Regions from separate parts of the Mus musculus genome. Here all the other regions are linked to region 2. The links are chromatin loops, found by intact Hi-C in ENCODE. Cell type or tissue: heart. All regions are shown on one strand. Each heading gives the region's core, and the rest is flanking DNA. Links, peaks and the distances in the headings are about the cores only.

Region 1 (8,196 bases), core at 1,503-5,502, 740 kb after region 2:
CTGGGGCTCCATCTGAAATGATTAATACACCAAGTTACACTGACATAGCTTAGGGTTAAAGAGAACATTTAAGCAGAGGAATGAGTATTTGTTTGTTTGTATATTTATTTATTAATTTAGTTGACAAAATATCATGCTTCCCGTATTGGCTTTTACTTCTTTATAGTGGAGGATGGCTTTGAACTCTCAGTCCTCCTACCTCTACCTTCCAGTTGCTGAGACAACAAAACATGCTGGCTCTGGTTTATAGGTACCAGGGGACAAGCCCAAGACTTCTTGCTTGCTAGGCAAGTACTCTGCTAATGGAGCTACATCCCTGCCCCGGGATTAGTTTCAATTGACTTAATTTTTAATCAGAGCTTGAAAAAGATGACACCAATATGTAATGCTCCACCACGGGATGGACTTTGTAAAATAATCTGTCTGCATGTGTGCTTCTAGAGGAAGAGAGAGAGAGAAAAAGGAAATAAATAAAAACATGGCCTTAAAATGATGACCATAGTTTGTGTTGTAATTATTTATTCATTTCCTTAAAACATTGACCATGCCATTTTTAAAAGTGCTTCTTGTTTTCAAAAAAAAAATTCCAGTTTATTGTTGGACATTGTTTCACACATACATCAATCATGCCAAAAAATAAAAAATAAAATAAATAGCAACTTCATAGACAAAAAAAAAAAAAAAGAAACATATCTTTCTATCTTTGGCCTTTTTAACCATCTGGTATAAACCAACTACTTATAGTACTGCTACGTACATACACACACACATACACACACACACACACACACACACAAATTTACTGGGGTGCTCATAATATGATTTTTTTACAAGTTTTTTTCTTCTTCTTTGAGATTATAATGAACAAGTCTGAAGTAGGACAGAAAGCGCTATGAATGCTGGTTTGGTCACCCATTATTAAAAATGGCTGACCTCTAACAAATTGAATAAAAATATAAAATGTAACTAAAAAATACAAACAAAATTTCCTTTTAACTTATATTTAAGAAAAAAAGCAGGGCCTGTGAAGCTCTGGTTCTTTTTTTCCTTCCATGTTGCCAATTCATGTTGTGTTTTTGGTGCGGTTGTGGAGAGTGCATGTCATCTGTGGGTGACACTGCCCGCTGTGGGCGGGTAAGACCTGGTTCTCTACTCGAAGGTGACACCGTTTAAATTCTGAGACAGGAAGTGGAGGGTAAATGGGTCACAGTGCGTACGGCTAGCTTTTCCTTTTGCTGTCTAGCCATCCTCGTCAGTCTTTTGCTTCTTGCTGTCGACACCATCATCTTCATCACCTCAGCTACCTGCTTGTCCGTAGGAGCCTCAGCTTCCTCATCTTCATCTCCATCCTTTTCCTCACTGTCACCTTCCTCCTTCTCCTCTTCCTCCGACCTTATCCCTCTTCTTCATCTACCTCATTGTCAGGCTCCTGCTCCCCACTTCCCTCATTTTGAGATGCAGGTGCATCTCTTCCATTCACTGTCTCCTCCACAACTTCCTTCTTTCTTCTTCTTCTTCTTCTTCTTCTTCTTCTTCTTCTTCTTCTTCTTCTTCTTCTTCTTCTTCTTCTTCTTCTTCTTCTTCTTCTTCTTCTTTCTTCTTCTTTCTTCTCCTCCTCCTCCTTGTGGTGATCTCAGAGCTGGTGTCCATTGCCGCGTCTGACATGGTGGGGAACGCTGGTGGTCCAATGCAGCGAGTGAGGAATTTTAGTCGAGTTCGAGGACTCCGGCAAGAAAGCTGCTGGAGTCCAGCGTTGGAGGAGGCAAAGGTGGCTGCAGTGAGCACGGAGCACGACCTGGGAACAACGCAAAGATGGCTTTTCGAAGCAGCCAGTGGGGGCTAAAAAGTGCTTCTTTTGGGAGGTTGTTTTTCAACTTCCTGTCATTAGTGTACTCCATGCTTCTGCCATTTCTATAATCTATTGCTAATTTTGTTATTACTTTAAAATAGTTTTTACCTTTTTACTCAAGTGCATTTAATTTCTAAGAAAAATACGCACAGATATCTACCGGGGAAGCCAGGAACACCTTTTCCAGGGCCTTAGAGTAGATAGAGGCTTTGTGTGGACTGTGAGGTAGGGAAGAGCTCAATAGAGGAGCCCCAACAAATGCTGGAACTTTAAAAGTCTTTATTTCTCTTGCTTTTACTGGAGCTGTTGAGCAGCTAATTGGCAGACGTGATTCAAAACCTGGCGTTTCAGAATGCACTTGGCTACCACGAGCTGTTGTTATTTAATATTTACCTCAGCACCTCCCGAGATAAACCTTTCTTCACACGGAAATCCTGGTACTTGCCACAAACGGTGCAAATTTCAAAGTCGGTCTAAAATGCACTGACTTGATCTCGCCATTCTTGGACCCTTGAAATTGAATGATTCAGTGAGAGGAAATGCAATATAGGAAAAGAAGTTTGTCACACGATTGCATGACTAATCTTGGTTGGCAATTTGACACACCAGAGAGGAAAGAACTTCAGTTGAAGAATTGCCTCTACCAGTTTGGGCTTCAAGAACGTCTGTGGGAGCATTTTTCTGACTGCTAATTGAAGTAGGAGGGCTGCCCACTATGAGTGGTCCCATTCATAGGCAGTTGGGTCTGAGGTGTATACTTAAAAAATTAGCCTGGGAGTAATCCAACAAGTAGAGGTCCTTTATGTTTTTTGCTTCGTGCTCTTTCCTGGGGTTCCTTCCATTGATGATGTCCCTGTAGACAAAAGAGAGCCTTTCTTCCCAAGTTGCTTTTGCAAACAAACTAGAATACATGTTTTTAATCCTGAAAATATTTTTTTTCTGGCTTCTGCAAACTGTTCTTGTTCAGTTGGTGCTGTCATCACTAGCTAATACTAGTGTAACTTTTCCTATATTGCAAACCGTATTAGCAGTGCCACAACTTGTGAGTTAGCTCCCTGTACCTGCCCCTAATTTCTGAATACTTCAATAATTTTTGTTTGTGGATAATGCTATTTATGATGGTTCAGTCCAGATGCAAGCTTTCACTCTTTGTCTATTTCCTTGTGAATTTAAACCATAATTTTAGAGAGTGGAGATGGAGAGAGCAAGCTAGATTTTCCCTGTCAGTTTTGTTATTTTCTTTTAGCAGCTGTGAAAAATCCTTTCTCTGAACACTTAGCAATTACCATCTGACTCTAGTCAGCCCCCACCATCAGTCCCCACAGGCAACATCATTTACAGCACACCCTGTAACACTATCCAAAGCTGCTCAGAGACCTAGAACAGGCACACAGACATGGGCTCAAGAATCTCTCATCTATTAATTAGCCTCCCCTGTGGATTTGTTCAGTTGCTTATTAGTTTTGCTATGCATAAATTCTAGTCATCAGTATAGCTGCACTTGATTGCTGTTTGCAGCTATGTTTTTAATCAGATGTCCAAGATTTGTGAACAAATGCACTGAGCATATGTGCTGAAGCGGATATGAAACAATGAGTTCCTCCTGCCATCTAGTGGTCAAACTCTTCATTGCCCACACAAAAATGGTTTGAAAAGAACACAGTACAAAGAAGAGAATCACTGAGTGTAGAGGGGGATGGGGAATGGTAATGAGAGTGCATAGTATTAAAATACTTTAGATGCATATATGAAAATGCTGTAATGAAACTTCTTTTTGTATATCATAACATCTATGAGTCTTAAGAAAAGAAAAATAAAGAAGACAGATTGATATATTATCCCATAAGAGTCCTGATTTGTATGTGGGATTGCATTTGTCATCTTGTAGGTGTGACACTTCTTAGGAACCCAGCAGAAACAGCTAATGGAGATGGTACTCATCTGGGTATAATCTTGTTGGTTAATGAGTGAGAGCCTTCAGTTAATGGAACACGAGCTACGGCTGTGAGCCTAGAGTCCTGGTGCTGGGGAAGAAGAGACGGGTGGGGCAATTGGAATTGATGGCGAGCCAGCCTAAAAAACAAGGTGGATAGCTTACAAGGAACGAGCTCTGACCTCAACCTGCACACACATGTGCATACAAACCCACCCACACCCACACACCCACACACCCATCCACACCCACCCACACACACACACAGTTTTTCAGAACTTGTGAGTTTTATTTCCAAAGTAAAATATCATGTAGAGAACAACTTATGTTTGAGCACTTAAAAATAACACAGGTTGATCAGTGGGTGGGTACAGTAGATACATGTGTGTTGTTTCAAATTCTGTATAGCAAGTAATAACTGCAGAAGTGAGATGGTAAATACATAGAAAACTGTTTCCAATTTTTCAACATGTGAGTAAAATGTCAGAAAAAGATTTCCCAGCTGAATACTAATTTGTTTATTTATTCACTTTACATCCCAATTGCAGTCCCTCTCCCAGTACCCCCCCCCCCCCCCAGTGTCCCGACCAGCGGGATGGTTGACAGGGACTGTGGGGCACCTGGAAGAGAATGCAGGGACAAGAGACTCAAAGAATGGACAGCAAGTGAAGAGGTCTGATCAAGCAGACAAATGTTTATTGTTCCCACACAGGTTATATACTCATAGAAGCAGGACATGGGGTAAGGGGGTGGTGGTGGAGGGGATTGCTTTGTTTTTGAAGGAATGCACCTGTTCCCAAGAACAGGATATTGGCTGGGTAAAAAGTTCAGCAGGAAGAACGGAACAGAATGGATTACCAGGCACCTGTCCACAAGATCTATAGCTATTTGTTCTCAGCTGGGGATTGCTAGGCACCTGTTCTCAAGATCTATAGCTATTTGTTCTTAACTATGCTAGTACTTTCCCACAGAGGCCAACACTTTGTGCCAGTAAGCACTTATGGCTGACAAGACAGTTAATGTTCAAATAAGCTTGCTCCCAACATCTCCCCCATTTTCTTTGTATAGAAGGACCATGGCTATTTTAATCTTTGCCAAGGAGGGATAGAGACATGACCTTCAATGCCTAAACGGGACCTTGTAATGGCTCTGGTCCTCCTGGTGTTGTCCAGTGAGGCATGAGGGCCATACACATCCTGATGCCTTTTTCCTGCAGAGGGGATAGTTTGAACATCAACCTCTATGCAGTCAGGCTTGTCCCTCAGGGAACTCAGAAATTTTTTTTTTGTTTTGTTTTTTGTTTTTGTTTTGTTGTTTTAGTTTTTGCTTTGTATTCCCTTGCAGTGCTTTGCCTCGCAACCAGAGCAAGAATTTAGTTCACCAGTCAGAGGGGGTTCTGGGTGGCCCCTCTCTACCTGGTTCTTGCTCTCTACTTCTGTCCTAAGAGCAGAAGTACCCTTTCTTAGGTTGGAGATGGGTTTTGGGAACACCCTGGATGGGATATCAGCCTCGTCTCGAGTCTCTTGGACCTCCATAGCTAACGTATGATAATACACCTGGATAGGTTTTGCTGCCAAATCATCCATCTGACTTTTCACACAGTTGGTAAGTCTGTTAAGGGCCCAGGGACCAAAAGAAATAAGCAAAACCAACCAATTAGAAGTAGGGTTGACAACCACAAAGAGGTTGAAAACCAATTTTTATACCGACCCTCTTTCTCTCATTCTGTCTTTTCGCTAGCGTTCTCTGACTTTTCTCATGCTCTCTTTGACCACCCCTGTCTTGTCTATGTAAAAGCAGCATTCTTCCCTAAGAGCTGCACGCAGCCCTCCCTGCTGTAAAAAGAGTAAATCAAGTCCTGTGCGGTTTGGAGGACGACTTCAGCTAAGGAGGAGAGGGAATCAGAGAGGTCGTCAATGCCTTGCTGGAGACGTGGACGTCCCTGTCAATGGTGACACTGAGTTCTTGGTACCTAGATTTGGAGAGAACATATGAGGAGATGCCAGTCCCCGCACCCACAGTGCCAAGGCCAGGGAGGACTGAAATAGTGATGGCAGATAGGGCCTCTCTTTGCTGCTGGACTAGTGAAGGGGAGGAATCAGCAGACTGATCCCACAAATGAAAAAAAAAAAAACCTCTTCTGAATGTGTTGGGAGCCGCGCCCACATTCGCCGTTACAAGATGGCGCTGACAGCTGTGTTCTAAGTGGTAAACAAATAATCTGCGCATATGCCGAGGGTGGTTCTCCACTCCATGTGCTCTGCCTTCCCCGTGACGTCAACTCGGCCGATGGGCTGCAGCCAATCAGGGAGTGACACGTCCTAGGCGAAATATAACTCTCCTAAAAAAGGGACGAGGTTTCGTTTTCTCTCTCTCTTGCTTCTTGCACTCTGGCTCCTGAAGATGTAAGCAATAAAGCTTTGCTGCAGAAGATTCTGGTTTGTTGCGTCTTTCCTGGCCGGGCGTGAGAACGCGTCTAATAACAATTGGTGCCGAATTCCGGGACGAGAAAAAACTCGGGACTGGCGCAAGGAAGATCCCTCATTCCAGAACCAGAACTGCGGGTCGCGGTAATAAAGGTTCCCGTAAAGCAGACTGTTAAGAAGGATTCAACTGTATGAATTCAGAACTTTTCAGCTGGGGAACGAGAGTACCAGTGAGTACAGCTTTACGAGGTAAGTCTGATCTTGAACTTTCTAAGGAAATTCAAGACAGTCTATCAGAAGTAAAGTGGAATATGTTTGGCCTTGAATTTTTTCTGGTGTTAGGAGCCCTTTTGTTCCTTTTCACATGTTATCAAGTGATTAAGATAGGGCTGAAAATTCTAGAGGAAATTCAGGACAAGCTATCAGAAGTAAAGCGGGGAGAGAGAGTAGGAACAAAGAGGAAATATGGTACACAAAATAAGTATACAGGCCTTTCCAAGGGTCTTGAACCCGAGGAAAAGTTAAGGTTAGGTAGGAATACCTGGAGAGAGATTAGAAGAAAAAGAGGAAAAAGGGAAAAGAAGAAAGATCAATTAGCGGAGGTCTCTAGGAAAAGGAGCCTGTGCTCATCGCTGGATGGGCTCGGGAAGCCAGCTCTTAGTAGCTCTGAAGCAGATGAAGAATTCTCCTCTGAGGAAACAGACTGGGAGGAAGAAGCAGCTCATTATGAGAAAAAAGGGTACCAGCCAGGTAAAGTGCTAGCTAATCAGTTAAGGAAGCCAAAAGCGGCTGGCGAAGGCCAGTTTGCTGATTGGCCTCAGGGCAGTCGGCTTCAAGGTCCGCCCTATGCGGAGTCCCCGCCCTGCGTAGTGCGTCAGCAATGCGCAGAGAGGCAATGCGCAGAGAGATGCGCAGAGAGGCAGTGCGCAGAGAGACAATGCGCAGAGAGGCAGTGCGCAGACTCATTCATTCCCAGAGAGGAACAAAGGAAAATACAACAGGCATTTCCAGTCTTTGAAGGAGCCGAGGGTGGGCGTGTCCACGCTCCGGTAGAATACTTACAAATTAAAGAGCTTGCCGAGTCGGTCCGTAAATATGGAACCAATGCTAATTTTACCTTGGTGCAGTTAGACAGGCTTGCCGGCATGGCACTAACTCCTGCCGACTGGCAAACGGTTGTAAAAGCCGCTCTCCCTAGTATGGGCAAATATATGGAATGGAGAGCGCTTTGGCACGAAGCTGCACAAGCGCAGGCCCGAGCAAACGCAGCTGCTTTGACTCCAGAGCAGAGAGATTGGACTTTTGACTTGTTAACGGGTCAGGGAGCTTATTCTGCTGATCAGACAAACTACCATTGGGGAGCTTATGCCCAGATTTCTTCCACGGCTATTAGGGCCTGGAAGGCGCTCTCTCGAGCAGGTGAAACCACTGGGCAGTTAACAAAGATAATCCAGGGACCTCAGGAATCCTTCTCAGATTTTGTGGCCAGAATGACAGAGGCAGCAGAGCGTATTTTTGGAGAGTCAGAGCAAGCTGCGCCTCTGATAGAACAGCTAATCTATGAGCAAGCCACAAAGGAGTGCCGAGCGGCCATAGCCCCAAGAAAGAACAAAGGCTTACAAGACTGGCTCAGGGTCTGTCGAGAGCTTGGGGGACCTCTCACCAATGCAGGCTTAGCGGCCGCCATCCTTCAATCTCAGAACCGCTCCATGGGCAGAAATGATCAGAGGACATGTTTTAATTGCGGAAAGCCTGGGCATTTTAAGAAAGATTGCAGAGCTCCAGATAAACAGGGAGGGACTCTCACTCTTTGCTCTAAGTGTGGCAAGGGTTATCATAGAGCTGACCAGTGTCGCTCTGTGAGGGATATAAAGGGCAGAATTCTTCCCCCACCTGATAGTCAATCAACTGATGTGCCAAAAAACGGGTCATCGGGCCCTCGGTCCCAGGGCCCTCAAAGATATGGGAACCGGTTTGTCAGGACCCAG
Region 2 (8,196 bases), core at 2,711-6,710:
CAATGACTAACCAGAGATAAGAGGACCTTATCAAACAACACACAGCCAGCCATCACTTTCCAGCTGGGCCCCAAGTAGACAGGCTGGTAGCTGTTCTCTGCCTATTTCTTTACTCCTTTGTATAACTGTCATGAAATGGCTTCCAAGCTGCTAAGCCTTTCCGTCTAGCAAAATGTACCAGGGGCTGGTTTCAGGCTTCACTCCCTAATCATAAGACCCTTGCTAGGCTAGACCACTATTCTGGATTTTAAGGGTCGAGAGGTAGGAGGATACATGGAAAGGAAAGTGTTACCTCTGCCTGGACCATGACAGCTGAACACCTGCTGGATATTGAGAACTGCTCTTGGCCTTGGACAGATTCACATGCTTCTAGCTTCAGGTCTGAGTGTGACATCTAAGAAAATCTTTTCTCTCACTATACGTGAGAGAACTACAGGCTATTCATATTGTTGGTATAGATGCTGTGACTGGACAATAAGGTCCTATTCAAGGAAGGATGATAAACACACACACACACACACACACACACACACATATGAGAGCACACACTTGAAATTCATATAACACAAAAAACAAAAGCCAGTTATTTAGGGGAAAGTTGTGTGCTATTTTCAATTGCTTTAGGTTAGAAAGCACTTCCAAGAAGCAGGACCAGAAAGCAAACAGAAATGATCAGAGATGCAATAATGAAGAGGCAAAAGTAGGGCTAGAGAGATGGCTCAGCAGTTAAGAGCACTGACTATTCTCTCAGAGGTCCTGAGTTCAATTCCCAGCAACCACATGGTGGCTCTCAACTATCTATAATGAGATCCAATGCGTTTTTAAAAAGATTTATTTATTTATTTATCTCATGTATGTGGGTACACTGTCTCTGTCTTCAGACACACTAGAAGAGGGCATTGGATGCCCATTACAGATTGTTATGACCCACCATGTGGTTTCTGGGAATTGAACTCAGGACCTCTGGGAGAGCAGACAGTGTTCTTAACCACTGAGCCATCTTTCCAGCCCTAAATACATTTTCTTTCCTTTTTTCAAGACAGGGTTTCTCTGTACAGCCCTGGCTGCCCTAGAACTCACTTTGTAGACCAGGCTGGCCTCGAACTCAGAAATCTGCCTGCCTCTGCCTCCCGAGTGCTGGGATTAAAAGCGTGCGCAACCACGCCCAGCTCTAAATACTTTTTCTTAAAGGCAAAAGTAAGATAAGTAAGATAAAAGGAGCCTGGCCAGGGAAGAAGGAGTAACTATGCCATTGTAATGCCTCATACTTTATGTCTAATAATGGGCCACAAGGGCCAGAAAGTATAGCTTTGTGGTAGAGCAGTTGCCTAGCACCCGTGAGACCCTAGTTTTAATCCCCAATGCCACAAAAATGAATTTTGTATAATGGATGCTACTTTAAGTCAGCAGAGTGGTGCATACCTGTACCCTCACCTTTTGAGAATGAAGATGAAAAAATCTGTTCAAGATAGTCTTAGGCTAATATAGCCAGTTTGAGAGTAGCCTGGGCTACATGAGATTCTGTCTTAATAAGTAAGCAGCCACAGTATATGCTTCTTGAACTCATCAAATTGGAAAAGACAAGGACAAGGTGGCAAATCACACAATATAGTTATACAGGCAAAAAAAAAAAGAAATGGTGTTTGGCTAACATGCTTCCTTAATAAAAAAGGCACAATCGTGGCAAGGAGGTAACAAAGTTTCACAGAAGGAAAAGTTTCTTAGCCAAAGAGTCTGGAGGGTTCTGTGTGTGACGGCTGTGCACACTACCATGCATGTGAGAAGGAGCAAAATCTGAGGCCAAGTGTATTTGGAATAATCCTAAATGATACAAATCCACCAATATCTTAGCCTTCACTACAACATCACATCAAGAGTGAAGCTGACAATCACAAAGGCGATATTATGCAGAGGTCTTTAAGGAAGACAAAGAGGTCCTAAAATTATATTATGGTGATGACCTCACAACCAGAAATCACTCAAATGTATAAGCTAAAGGCCAACATGAATTATATCTCAATAAAACCATTAAAATTAAAATATAAGCATCCTACAAAACTGAAAATATCTTACTGCAGCAGCCCACTGCAATGAAAACAAATACTTGGAGGACAAAGAAGTCAACACAGTACCAATGCCAATGTTGGTAGCCCTGTCATATCCCATGCTCCACACACCGAACTCCAGAGACATATACTTGAGGCATCCCACACAAGCTACCTATGGCCCACTTTCTTGGTCATTCTATACATCTTCCTTAGACATTACATTTCATGCTTGCAGAAAGCATGGGGCTCCTCTCTAGCACTCACGCCATAACGCTTGTGATTGATCCTTCTAGAATCTCCCAAACTTAGATCTTATCTCAAACCTTTAAGAATCAAGATGAGGGAAGGAGGTGGTACAGGGAGTGCAACAGCATGAAAATGATGTATCCCAGATTGCTCCTTCTCATGACTGTTGTCTAAGCTTGAACAAGGAGGTCTCCTGAAGACCTTTTGAACTGATTCAGAAACTTCCAGTCAAGTGTAGTGGCATGTGTCTGCAGACCCAACTACTTGGGAGGATTGCAAGTTTCAGGTCAGCCTGGGTAATATCTTGGAGCCCTTTTCTCTTAGTTTTTAAAAGGGGAGAAAAAGGAGGCAGGTTCTGGTATTATGGCATAGTGTGAACTTGTCCTGAATCTGTGAAGCTCTGGGTTCCATCTCAGTACTGTAAAAAGGAGGAGAGGAAGGCGAGGAGGAAGAAAACAAAACATAAAACTGTTGGCCTATTAAAAGCCATCTTAGTAACGGCCAGAGCATCTGGTTTCGTTTATAAGACAGTGATGAGCAGGGCCTTTTGAGTAACATGGTTGTGTAAGTCTCTGCAAAGATAGCTTACTCCCGTGCCGATCTGGGCAGGCTTCCCTCCCAAGGAGAACACAGAACTCAGGTACCCGCTCTGCACAGGAATCTTGTGGAGGTATATATAGCCAGATGACTAGGACAGTGGGGTTTGTTTATCAACCCGGTTCCCAGATGTGCTGATGTTGTGTGTCCACAGGTGACCTGGTTACTGAGGCCACAGGCAACTCAGCAGAGGATTACAGTTCCAGAGGTATTGGATGGACTCTTGGCATTGGGTCAAGAGGAAAGCATCCAATCACATCAGAGGAAACTGGGCAGCAAGTCCATGGAGGAGAGTCTACTGGGCCAGTCAGCCAGCCAGCGCGGCCTGCTTAGCACCACAGGTCATGTTCTGTAGCCCTTGGCAACTGGTACACAACTTTGCTTGTGGATGTCCTGAATAATACTTTATTGTGTTCAACAAAAACAAAGATGGCTGACACTGGCATAACATACCTTTAGCCGGAAGCAGACCAACCCAAGAATGACTTCTGTGCAAATTTCAAAGCGAGGGTCCTGGCGTACCAGTGACTCAAACTCATGAGACAGCTCCACGTGCTGGAAAAAGGGAAGGGAAACTTGCTGTCTTTCTCATCACAACTTTAGCCTAACCCTGGCCACCCAGTACCTTATAGGGCTGCACATCTATTAGTCATTCACATGCGCTGAGCAATGTCCTGCATCCTCACCAGCATTTCCCACATAGGTTGAGAAGAAACTCATCTGCCCTATACCACAAGGATTCCAGCTTCCTCAAAAAAAAAAAAAAAAAAAAAAAACCTCATTTTCTTCTGTCCATGGATCTATGTTTTAACCCCCTTCCGTTTATAATTTTATAATAAACATTATAAAGAAGTAGTTGAAGATTCTAAAAGAAAAAAAGGCCACCTTGACCTCCTCATGATAGCTTTATTAATTTGTAGATAGGAAACTGAGACCCTGCAAGAACAAGTGTCATAGCGTAGGCCTCAGTCATACCTGGGCTCAGCTGAGATTCACATCAGCTGCATCTGATGTGTACACTGGGGTATCACTTCTGCAGTAAATGGGATAGTGATCCCAGCCTGATTCCAACTTACAGACAGGAATCACCCTAACCTGCCACATTCAAGAGCTGTGTCCCCTCTGGTGTGATGGTGTGTGCCTGTAATCACAGCACCTGGAAGATTCTATGAGCCTGAGGCCAACCTGATCGACATACTGAGCCCCAGGCCAACCTGATCGACATACTGAGCCTGAGGCCAACCTGATCGACATACTGAGCCCCAGGCCAACCAAGGCTACATACTGAGACCCTAGCTCCAAAATAATAAAATAATTAAAAGGAAAAAGAAAACGCTATGTGATCGCATTGAATACACCAACTTATTTAATCTCTAGATGTTTAAAGAATTCAAAAACTGATTAAAACCACATATGAACATTTGCTCACTCTCCAAGGGCACACTTAGCTAATTGGAGCCTCCTGGCATCCAGCACTACCTTCCACAAGGCCCATCCTTTAGAGGAGCTGAAGCACACACAGCTTGTTTGGTCATAGATGCCACAGAAGCAATTGTCTCAAGTCTTCCCACCAGAGGGCACCAAAGATTCAGGACTAAAATGCTCTTCAATTAGCTCAAGCCTAGGAACGCCATCTTTGACCATTCCTATGGTCTCCTGTGAAGGCTGGATTGGGGCCTTTCCAGAAAGAGGTGTGGTGTGTCTTTAACCTGGCACAAGCTAATCGCAGTGAGCTGTCCTGAACTGAGAGTCATCACCACCTTTGACTGATAAACCACTTGGGGTTTCTTTCTTATTACACACAAGTTGACTCACCCTCCTTATCCCGTTTGCAATTGGATCAGGGACTATCTAGAAATCTACACACACTCTAGGTTTCTAGTTCTTTCCCCTGTGTAGCTTCTTACACTGCTCAATGTTTGCATACATTTCCTTACAACAGTTTTGTGACCTGGACAGATGCCAGTTTAGAAGAGACACGGGTACTCTTCTAACAACTGCTTTTCTGCATCCTGTCATAGAAGAGGGCCCGAGACACTCAGCCCCTGCCTTTAGCTGCACATCTGGTAATGCAGTGGGACTTAAGGGGAAAGCTGTCACCACCACAGGCTGGAAACCACAGGCATGCTTGCCTCATCAAGATGATGTTGTGGCTTAGAAAGGACTCAGCTGAAGTCACTGGGCCCTCTGCATCTGACTAAATGGGTAGACATGTCCTGGCTCATACTCAGGGCTTAGCCTGGAAACAAACAAACAAACAAAAAAAGTAGGGTAGTAGGACTTAGAATAATAAGCGGCTCCTCAAGCTACTTTAAGGCACATCATAGTGACTGGGTGGCTTATTGGAACCGAAGTTCCATACTGCCCAGAAAGCCTCCTTGAGACAAAAGGACTAGATGGTATCTATCCCAACCAACTCAAAGGTTTTCTTAGTTTGGGAGGTTTGGGTTGTTGTTGCTGCTGTTGTTCGTTTGCTTGCTTGTTTTATTTCATTTTGTTTGGCGGTAGTGGGGGAGAAAAACATTATGCTCTCATTACTAGTATTGCTCCGTCAAAATTACTGCTGGATGGATACGTGGAAAACATTAAATTTACACACTGCTTTTAATTAACTTCCTGGAGCTGATAACCTATATTCTAATGAAAGTGTCTTAGAAGATACATAGAACCAGTTTGTGAGTGCCTTAATCGTAAAGGCCCAAACTACTGCCTGATTCCAACGCTGTGCTTAAGGAAAAAAAAAAAAAAAAAAAAAAAAAAAACGCTCTTTCAGACAACAGCAGATCATGGCTGCTCTCACTCTCTTTCCAGCCTGAACTTTCCAGCCCCGGGCTGGGCCTCCCCTCCCCTCCCCTCCCCTCCCCTCCCCCAGAAGCTCTTTCCTATGTAATCCAGACATTTTGGCCTCTCGCTCCCCCTCACTCCCCCCTCTCTGCATTCTCTCTCCCTGAACGCGCATGCTCTTTCTCGCTTTCTCTTCCCCCTCCCCTCTGTCTCGCTCCTCGTGGCGCCTCGTTCCTTGGGACCAGTGAACTCGCCCCAGAGCTGCTTCCCAAGAAACCTGCCTTTATTCAAACCTGGTTTGAATTGACTCGTTTCACTGGGGGAGAATAACTTATCACATCCATTCCTCTGTCCCCAAAGGCCTGTCCCTTCTAGGAAATTGTCTGTCTCTGCTTGTATATGAAAATTCTGATGCCCTCATGTTTATGAAAGGGCCTCATGATGTACTTTTCAGAGCTTATCCCTGTTGTTAGGCAATGCATGATGGTGTTTGCTTACAAAGACACCTGAATTCGTTTCTGAGTTTCCTACGACCGACCGTTAGAACATTAGATAAACAAAGAAGGCAGTCACCTTTCGGATGTAAGCCTGCAGCCCCTTGACTCCGTACATTCTAAAAACAAACCACATTTTCAAAGAGCGAAATCGTCGCCCCAGTGGGATCTGCCAGTGCTGAAATAAAATATAAAGAACCCGTCAGTGAGAACAGTGCAAACAGCCAGGCTCCTTTTCAGCTTCCCAGTCAGCCGGTTTCTTCTGGAAGCAGCCAGTTTCCTATAGAATGGCCGTTTCCCAGCCGGGAAGGCGTACAACTTGTTGTGTGAGCTGGGGAGAAGAGAGGGAGAAGCTGCCTTCACATCCTGTGGAGATGAGGACAGAAGAAACACTGAACGAGAGGCACTGAAGTTTACCATTTTCAACGCACAAATGTCTGCTGAGTACACCCCAGAGGAGGCACTCCAGGAAGAAATAGGAATGATGTGGTCCTGCCCTAGGCAGCTTCCGAGGGGGCAGGAGGTCATCCAGGCAGAGAGAGGGTGCTGAACTCCTTGTGTGTCTGCCTTTCTCTGCCTGGATGCACTGAAGCTGCACTCTGAAACAGTATCAGCGCCTTTGTCTCACTGACCTCTGGGGAGTGACCCCTAATACCCTTTTACCAAAGAAGCCTGCCTCTGCTTCTCCTAGCTTTTCCAGACGGTCATCTGACAGGCTGTTCACACTGGCTCCTCACATTCTTCTTGATGGTGATGGATGATGGTTGGAAATGCAATAAAAGCACGTAGGAAAGGGCAGGCATGAGACACAGGCCTGTCGGGAGGATGGCCTTGCACTACTTCCTGGCTTTCTTTGAAATTCTTTTACTTGGGCTTACAAAGGGCGGGCTGGGGGAGGGGAGCTCTTTACTTCTTATCTAGTCCGGAGGCTCCAGTCTCCTGGAGAGAAAGCGCAGTCTCCCTTCTGGGTGGTGTTCTACAGTTGGGAAAAGCACCCTAAACTCGCCCGCTGTCTACCATCACAGAGCCCACTAAGAATTAGCTTTAGCTACAATTAAGAGTGAGCTCCGTGCTGCTTCTAGGAACACAGAGTTTATTTTTAAATGCAGTCGTTCCTCCCTGAATCATGAAATCTGAGACAACACCAAATGTATATATGCTGTTTCCCCTATACTTGTATGCCTATGGTATAATTGCTTTTTGTTTGAGGCACAGTCTCATTATGTAGCCCCAGCTGGCATGGACTTAGTAGGCTAGGTTGGTAGGCTAGGAGAACCTCCTGCCCCTGCCTCCTGAGTTCTGGGGTTAAGGGTGTGCGCCATCAGACTTTACTCCCTAGTTTAATTCCTTATTATTAAACTGTTTCTTTATGAAGGCCTCTGGTTTTCCTGAATTATTATGCAGCAGTCCTGCAACTTTTACCAAGTATATAAAATCAGAATGAGACAATAAGGCCATAGGATGTGCGGGGTTTTTTTGTTTGTTTGTTTGTTTTTCCATTTTGCTTCTGCACAGTTTAAGTACCATTGTGGGGAAGGGGACATCTGACCTCATGCCAAGTTCACTTAAAACAATGGAGGGTCTGCTGACAATTGCTGACAGACTTGCCAAGCTCTGTTTAACGTAGAGCTTTTCCTCTCAAAAGTCTGGCATTTGTACCCCCCACAAGAGTAATACAAATCCAAAGCCCACAGAAGTGTCAGGATGAAAAGATTTTAAGTGATCTTATCCTCAAACTACTTTTAATATTATTCTTATAGTATCCCTTAAATTGTGCTTTCTAAAAGGTAACTTGGATCCTAAATAGGGCTAGCTTGTACAAAGTTAAAGGAGAAAATGGAGTGTTCTCTTGGCCATACCCATAGCTGCACAAGTCCTAGCTTTTCCCCATAGCACAAGCTTCCATGAGACTCTGGCCTGGGAGAAGATAGGATGAAGATTCCCTGGTAACCTGCACCTGCCAGCCTGCAGCTGTCATCAGAAGAAGGAAGGGTACTCTGTGTCTAGGAGAGGCAATCCTGCTACCC
Region 3 (8,196 bases), core at 1,503-5,502, 470 kb after region 2:
TTCTGGAGGTCAGGCTTCACAGAATGAAGCATCCAATCTGCCCAGGGTCAGAAGACAACAAAATGCTTTGTTTGCCTGGGGGCATCTCATCACCTTTGGACAGCAGAACCTCTGGCTTGAGGAATCTTACACTAAAACTGACTCGCCTTTCTGGTATTCTGAGGCTGTAGCCTACAGATGGCAGATGGTAGGGCTTTCTGTTCTCTAGTCACATGAACCAGTCTCTACTTTAATACAGTTTCTCTTGAGATACATGACTGTAAAACACACACAGATATATCTCTATGCATCTATAAGTCCCACAAGTAAAGCATTGTGTCTCTAATAAACATGTATTGACTGTTTTCTTGTCATTTCCTTTAAACAACACAACCATTTATATTATATTCAGTAGTATAAGTAATCTAGAGATAATGTAAATGATATATGTGAGGATTATGTAGGTTACATGGAAATACTACACCACTTCATGTAGGTGACCTAGACATCCAGAGTTCTCTGTGACTACTGAGGGGTAATTGCATCAAACATTAGACCCAAACAGTAGGCAGGATTAACATATCCACATTTCATTAAAAAACTATTATTCTTCTCATACTCTGAAGTTGTTCAGAAAATTAATTATGCAATTAGCAATGGTGTAATTTCTCCAAAATCGGCTTTCCCAGGGTGTAACTGAATATCCAGCATGGATATTTGGAAGGGCTTCTCTCTTTCCCTCCCTTCATGCTTCTTTTACCCGTCCTATGAGAAGTACAGGAGTCACAGCCAAGGAAATATGCTTTAGGGCTCAACTGCCTCTCTGTAGCTTGAGGATCCTGTACCCTCACCAGATACTGAAAGTCAGTGTAGCAGTAGAGCTCAGGCCTAAGTTTCAGACTTTTTGATCAGCACTGAGCTGGTCTGAAGATAAGCTTGTGTCTCTGAAGTGGCAAGAAGTGTCCACTCCAGGCATTTCAACTCAACACTCTCTGCAGTGCTCCCAGGGGAAGCCAGGGCTAATTCATTCCTGTGTTTTGTTGTTGTATGGAAAGATGAGTGCTTGCTCATTAGCATTGAGACAGCTGAGAATTCTCTGAAGGATAAAGAAAAGTGTGTACAGAAGTCAAACTCATCAGTCCTATCTGACAAAGACATGCAATACAGAATTCACTGTCACAGTTCAGGGGAAGTGGTAGAGCACCAGAGGGTCCCTGGGAAATGGTGGAAGTTCAACAGGTGCAGGACATTCATTTTCAAGAGCAGCTAAAGACACATTTTAAGATCTCTGTCAAAGGAGCCATGCAATGACAATATTTTAAGAAAAGAAAAATAGCAATTTAGCCTTGCATTTCTCAGGAAGGGGTATGAAGTAGAGAATGAGGTTTTATTTTGGTTTATTTCATAACATGATCAAAAATTTTCTTCTGGTTTTGTTTTGTTGTTATTTACAATGAGGACTTAAGTTGCTTAATCTTTCTAGTTTTTGAAAATTTGAGAATGAAATTGAAAGAGACCTTGGGACTTCAGTGAGAGACAGGCTGAGTGACAGGAGTGGTCTGATTGGATGTCGAAGATATCCAGAGTATCATCAGCCACTTACAAGGCATAGAGGTACTACTGTACCCCATAACACCTTCACAGGACAAACTGATGTTGCCTTCTCTCTTTTTATTATAAGAACACACACACACACACACACACACACACACACACACACACACATCTAGGTTTTAATGTATACTTTCTTACATTTTGAATTGTAGCCACTTTCATACTAATTTTGATTTGTTTCACGTTGGTTATCACTCTAAATGTTTATATATTTATTTGCTTGTATAATTCTCAAGGACAGTTTTGCTTTTCATAGAAATTGCAGAAGAGAACAATTAAATTGCCCGAGATTATGTAATAACAGAGTTAAGAGCTGGTCCCAAGCAGCTTGAGTCTTGCCTATCCTGAAGGACTTCAAGGTTGGGGTTGCTCAGAAGTGTTTCTCTCCTATGTGGAGAACAACCTAGTTTCCTAGCACAAGGATCTTAGTGACCCAAACAGCTCTCACTCCCCTTGCTGTTACTTGTTTCTGGTCATTGCATTCTAGATGCGTGGCTCAGTCACCATGATTGACTCTAGAACTCACATGAGACTTACTTTGGATTGAGTGAGCTAGTTCTAACTTTAGAGTGACAGTTCTTGGAACAGGCCAAGACAAAAGGCATACCAAGTAGCATTTCAGTAGCCCATTTCTGGATTGGTAATGACAAATGATAGAAAGCATGACTCTGAAGAGATATTTGTACATCTATGTTCCCTCTGGCATTATTCCTGATAAGAAGTATAAACAAATATATCTGTATATGGATAAATGGAGAAAGATAATATGGTATACACAAACAATGGAAGCTATTGAGTCTTTATAAGGAAAGCAAGTCTGCTGTGTGCTACCGTAAGAATGATTCCCGAGGCCATTATGCTGAGGGCAATGAGTCAGTCCCAGGAAGACAAATGTGGTGTGATTCCATCTATATGAGATACCTAGAGCATCAGATTATTGTAAAACAGGAGATGGGAGTGTGATTGGCAAGTTGAGGAAAAGGGCAAAACTGGAGTTAATGGATACAGAGTGAGACTTGGAAGATGGCAAAGCCCTGGAAGTCTGCTGTGCAGTCATGTAAATACCCCAACAACCACAGAATCATGTCCTCAAAAATATCTAATGTTGCACATTTTATGTTATTTTTTTAAGTTATAATTAAGAGCTACTAACTGATTCAGCAGTTTATACAAACAATTTAAGATGCCTTGCATAGGTCAAGCAAAAACAAGTCTAAGCAAAACACAGAGGCCGCCAGGCCCTGGAGCAGAGTCTCAAGGGCCCTTTTGCCTGGGAAGTCGGCAACACAATCTGTAGCTAATGGTTAATATCTTGGCTTGGTTTCCTCAGAAGTCCTGTTAGCTGGGAAAAACTGGTGACAACATGACAACCTTTAAGATGGATAGAATTCATTACACGAGAGGAGTATGAGTAACTGATTTCAGAAAACATTCGGAAGTCCATAAATATGAAGCATCTTTACAATGCTCTGCAAATAAACAGAATAAACAGGAAAACATGTTGAGCTGACTATGAATGATCTATAAATCCCAAAATTCAAATGCAACTAAGATACAAAGTAGGCTTCAATCATGTGTGTATGTGTGTTCACACGTGTGCATGCAGCAGCAACAACAGCACATAGGTGCACATGTATTCACAAATGCTTGAAAGACCCCAGTGGAGGCTAAGGCGTACACGTCAGAAAAGGGACAGCATGAGCTAGAGGGGCTTCTGGTTTCAGCATGGTGCAGGCTGTCACAGTTACTGACCATCCCTGGAAGCAGCTCCTGCGACGGACAGGTTTTCTCTGCTAGTCAGTGGGGAAGTCAGTGCGTTCAGAACTGCAGCTACTCTAGATACTGTGAGCAGAATGAAAGTCAGTTAGGGTAAGCACAGGAATGCCCACAGGAAAGTGGCTTCTTCAGAGACAGGGTCATGGTAAGTGGAGAAAGTCAGCAGAGTTAGTAGCTTGAAAAAGGCCAAGTCCCTAGAGTCAGGTTCTAGTATTGTCCCATGATTATGCATGGGTGCATCGTACTCTGTTGTCTCTACTATCTCCTTAGCAACCACGAGATGATGACAGCAATCATGGTCCAAGATTTGTTCTAAAAAAAACATAGAACCACAGCAAATTCAGAATGAAACATTTTGTGTAAAAGGGCTTTACAGTAGTAAATGAGTAAGTCAGGCCATAGGCAGGCCTCTTTGCATGAGACAATATGACTTGTATTCTTAAAAGATGAAGCGATTAGATCCCCAAAATAGAAGGAAGACCTATGCAGGCAGTGGAGGAAATGTCATCCATGAGCCAAACAATGAGCGAGCATTGGAAAGAACTAACCTATTGACATCACGATCACAGACTTTTAACCTTCAGAGCTGGCAGAGAGGGCATGGCTTGTTTGAGCTGCTGATATGTAATAACAGCCCCAGCAAGGCAGGGGACTCTTGTATGGTGTGGCTGAGGAGAAGAGTCTAAGTCTAGTCTTGAGAACTGTCCATGTCTGGGAAGTATGTAAGCATGGTGATTTGGCTAAATCTCTGCACTTGCTGTTGGATAGAGTTTTAACACACATATCAACTGGTGGCTGTGGACCCAGTCCATGAGCTTCAAATATGACCAGACCACTGGCTGTATACCTCAAATGGTAAGGGCTGCCATCCTCTGCGTTCTCCTTTTGTTGGTATATGGGCAGTTTTCAGAGGTAAAAAGGGGAAGCCAGAGACAATGCACAACACCGGCCCATACACTGGCAGGCATAATGAAGGCAGGAAATAGAATACAAGCTAAGTGCGTGGGACATGACTGGCAAGGAACAAGTCTAGGCATAGGGATGAACTTGTCTTTGGCCTCAGACAAGTTACTCTGTGCCAAAGTTTTCTTATTTGTAAACTGAGGATGTTAACAATAGCTCTGACTTGTTAGGGCTCTGATAAAGATTGAAGAATTAACCTATAAAAATGGGGGCCCCCAGTAGCTTTTTTTTTTACCTCATGCCTTTACCCTATGAGTAGTGAATCCATGGAGTACAAAACCCTGTCCGTCTCCAGCTGAGTCCTTCTTGCAGACCCACTATGTACCACCTTCTAGTTGTCACGTGCTCCACAGGCTTCAAACATCCAATGGATGCAGAAATAAGTATAAAGTTAATGATAAAGGAGGAAGCCGGAACATATTAATATGATAGCATGAGATTCTGACCTGTCCAAAGATAGGTAACTCTCCATTTTAATGATGGTTTGATCATGCTCTCCTCAATTTTCAGACCTCCTTCTTGTGGCAAATTAGGAATCATGGTGGTTTGATATACAATGTATTCCATATGTCCATGCATTTCAATACATTTTCTCCAAATGGTAGTGCTTCTTTTAAAGGTTATGGAACTTTAGGAGGTAGAGCCTTGCTGGAGGATGTTGGTCATCAGGGGTGGAGCCTTCATGTTTCATAGCTGGCTCGACCTCTTGTTCACTCTTTGCTTCTTAACTAAGATGCAACGTGACCAGTGCCTCATGCTCCTGCTAACATGCCCTGATACCTCAAAATGTGCTCCAAAAGAAACTCTCCCTCCATTAAGTGGTGTTTTCTTAGGTATCTGGTCATAGTTACCTAAGACAGACAATAAAAGAGGCCAACAACGATTCCTGGGAAAACTAAATGGACAGATTCACAGTTCTTCTTACAAAGCCAAACATAGACTCATGAATATCTTGAGTGAGGCAAACTGGCAGGCACAAGGTAATAATATCATATACTGTGCCAGCTTATACACTGAGATGTGCACACACACGGTGCACTTATGTCTGCATGCATGAATGTATACGTGTTACGAATGTACATATGGACATAGTGTGCCCACAACAGTGATGAATGCATGGCAATGAATGTATATGACATGGATACTCATATGTGTTGTGTATGCCTCCACATATGTTTACAGTGTGCATCAGTGTGTTTCTAAATTATGCATGTGTATATGTATAAATGATACAAAGATATAGTAGCACACACACACACACACACACACACACACACACATAAGCTCACAGTCATAATGTGACCACATACTAGTCACCTCAGCAGCAGCAGATGGAGAATCTACTAAGCTGAGTACAGGCCTTCCCATAACTGTGTGATTTCAGGCAAATCGGTTGATTCTTTTGGCTTTATTTCATTCTTTGTGCGACTAGAGAGGGACCAGCTTTAAGACTGTAGTCACCGAGCCTGCTTGTTCTGTGTGACCGGCACAAAAGCAAAGCCCTGGGGTTTATGTTTTGTATCTTTGTTTCCATTCTGCAGAGCAGTACACTAACAGGATAACCAGAGCTCCCCCTGGTGGTTGTATTTATGCAGCCAAAACCACTTGTTTTCCAAAGATGCCTTAAATAAACCAGCCCCTTAGGGACCACCAAGCTTGCAAAGAATGTGGGTTGGTGGGCATTACTTCTCACTGGAGCCTGGAAAGATTCTGCCCTGGCACCCACGCTGCCAACTCCCCAGAAGGAGACTGGTTGAAGCTGGCCCTGTCAGTTGGCTGTCAGGTGGGGTTAGGATAGCAAAGAGGACGGTTAACAAATGTATGAGCAACACATTTATGGCTCCCTGACAGGAGAAAACAACACTAAGAATAGTCTCACATTTCCTCTGGAAACGGATAGGGGGACAGAGGTCACCTTCTTGTGTGCATATTTACACATCTGCATTTTCATATATATATATATATATATATATATCTAGATGACTACATGGAATACATGCCCTATCCAGTTTTCCTTCTCCCTAGATCAAGGCAACTTCATTATAAGGGACATTAATTTCAACAACTACAATTCAATAATCTCCTAGTTAACTCCTAGAATGGTGTTTTACCTCTCATTTAACTTACAGTGTCACTAGAAACTATGTTTTGCTAGAATCCTAACTGGATTTATATATAACACTGACATACAGTGGTATATATAGATATGTGAATAATGTGTTATTTGTCCACAAAATATGCATATTTGCAGAGTAAAAATGGCTATGAATCACAGAAAGAAACGTTTGAGACACTGTGGCATAAATTAAGTTTGCTTATTTAAAAAAAAAACTGAGGAGAAGAAAAAAAATGTTGGAAAGAGAGGCTGTCAATGAGGTGCTTCAGAGTTCAGGCAGCACATAGCAAAAAGAGAAACTGGCCATGAAAACAAAGGCTCTTTATTGCTACCAAGAACCACCCATTCTCCTGCGCAAACAGAAGCTTCTATTAATAGCATATACTTAATTTTACACCTCTGTCCACCTCTGGTCAGACAGCGAGGAGCCTGACTGTAAGACACAATTACTCTCCCTTTAATTCTCTAAGTGGAAAGGCAGCACCTCCAAGAGTCCTAGGTGCCAATATGAATGTCAGGGTCAAGGAGACCAGAAGGCTTCCATTTTGAGCAGAGGGGCACCTGCTGCTCAGTTTGCCTGGAGGGACATAGGTCTGTGTGGAAGGCTTCTCATATGCTCCAGCAGGGAATAGCATTCTGAGTTAAACCAAACTTTTACACAGGAAACATTATTGAGCAGCAAGGCCATGTAATTATAATCACACCGTGTGTGCATGTGCGTGCATGTGTGTGTGTGCATGTGCATGTGCGTGTATATGTATCCCTGCCACGCACTCTGGTGGAGTCAGCTTGACCTTCTCCTGTTTTCAGCTTTGTGTGAGGCAGGGGATATTTTACCTTCTCCTAGGCCACTTCCTCCTATATCCCACCAGAAGATGCAGGAGTTCTTGAATTCTAGTCTATTCCAGGCCCAAGAAGAATGTGTGGTGCACATCAATTCTTCCATCTGGACTCAGGTTTGGGTTATTTTTCTCTCACATTTCTCCTTTCACTCAATTTACAACTATCCAATGTTCATAATCCTGAAAGCTCTTCCTCTTTCTGTGTCCTTTTCCTCTTTCCTTTCTTCTGTTCTTTACTGGAGATTATTGGCAGACACTGTCTTCTGATGGTTATGCAGCTTCGTGCATTATGATAAAAGGAACTATTTCCTTAAGAAGAAGAAGAAGACAAAAGGCTAGACGTTACTTGAGTGTCTTAAAATTGGAATATACATAGAAGTGACGATGTAAAGGGGACCACTCCGTCAGCAAGTACTGACTCCATCCAGCCAATGAAGAGAAAGATGACCTCATTCCAAAGAGGCTTCCTGAGCCTCACACTTGCACTAGTTAGGCCTTGGTTTTCAGTGAAATGTTTGAAGTTTGCTTGTTGTTTAGGCATTGCGACTAATGAGGTAAATATTATTTTGAACTATTTCCCTGATCCACAGCCCTTGAGTCTGAATTATACAACAGTATGCGCACACACATACACCTTCAAAGAGAAGACCAGCAGCAAACACTCTATACTAGATGAACTCTAGGACCTTAACAGTTTCTAATTGATTGTGATGTTTAAATGAACCTTGCATTCTTGTGTGGAAGGCCTTTACCTTCATCCTTGTTTTTTAAAGGCTATAATCCTACCTCTAATGCAAAAAGTTTGTTTGGTTATGGGAAATGTTAGCTTGCACATAGAAATATTTTGAATCTGATTATATGAACTATAAAAGTTGTGAACAAACTGAATCATATTATGGATCCAAA

Evidence for each region. Peaks named below come from ENCODE experiments on the same cell type or tissue, not always from the same donor. Only the 100,000 strongest peaks of a DNase experiment are listed, where the experiment ranks them.
Region 1: a loop joins it to region 2, with 6 times the contacts of the local background. A loop is called at or near these places in 12 of 42 quality-filtered maps.
Region 3: a loop joins it to region 2, with 5 times the contacts of the local background. A loop is called at or near these places in 30 of 42 quality-filtered maps.

Annotation. Positions count from the first base shown.
Region 1 is chr11:12,555,980-12,564,175 of GRCm38, forward strand. It overlaps the pseudogene Gm19314. Among named protein-coding and RNA genes, the nearest start is that of Cobl, 95 kb to the left of the region's middle. In heart, for the core only: a CTCF peak has its summit at 3,470 (motif pointing left); no DNase peak of the experiment used is centred there.
Region 2 is chr11:11,815,947-11,824,142 of GRCm38, forward strand. It overlaps Ddc (dopa decarboxylase), which reads right to left. Exons shown (of 15, transcript NM_001190448.1): 12 at 6,249-6,347; 13 at 3,345-3,446. Among named protein-coding and RNA genes, the nearest start is that of Fignl1, 11 kb to the left of the region's middle. In heart, for the core only: no CTCF peak of the experiment used is centred there; DNase peaks (open chromatin) are centred at 4,565 and 4,995; H3K4me3 peaks cover 829 bases; H3K27ac peaks cover 3,753 bases.
Region 3 is chr11:12,285,678-12,293,873 of GRCm38, forward strand. The region is part of intron 9 of Cobl (cordon-bleu WH2 repeat); the gene reads right to left. Among named protein-coding and RNA genes, the nearest start is that of Gm12002, 25 kb to the right of the region's middle. In heart, for the core only: no CTCF peak of the experiment used is centred there; no DNase peak of the experiment used is centred there; H3K27me3 peaks cover 400 bases.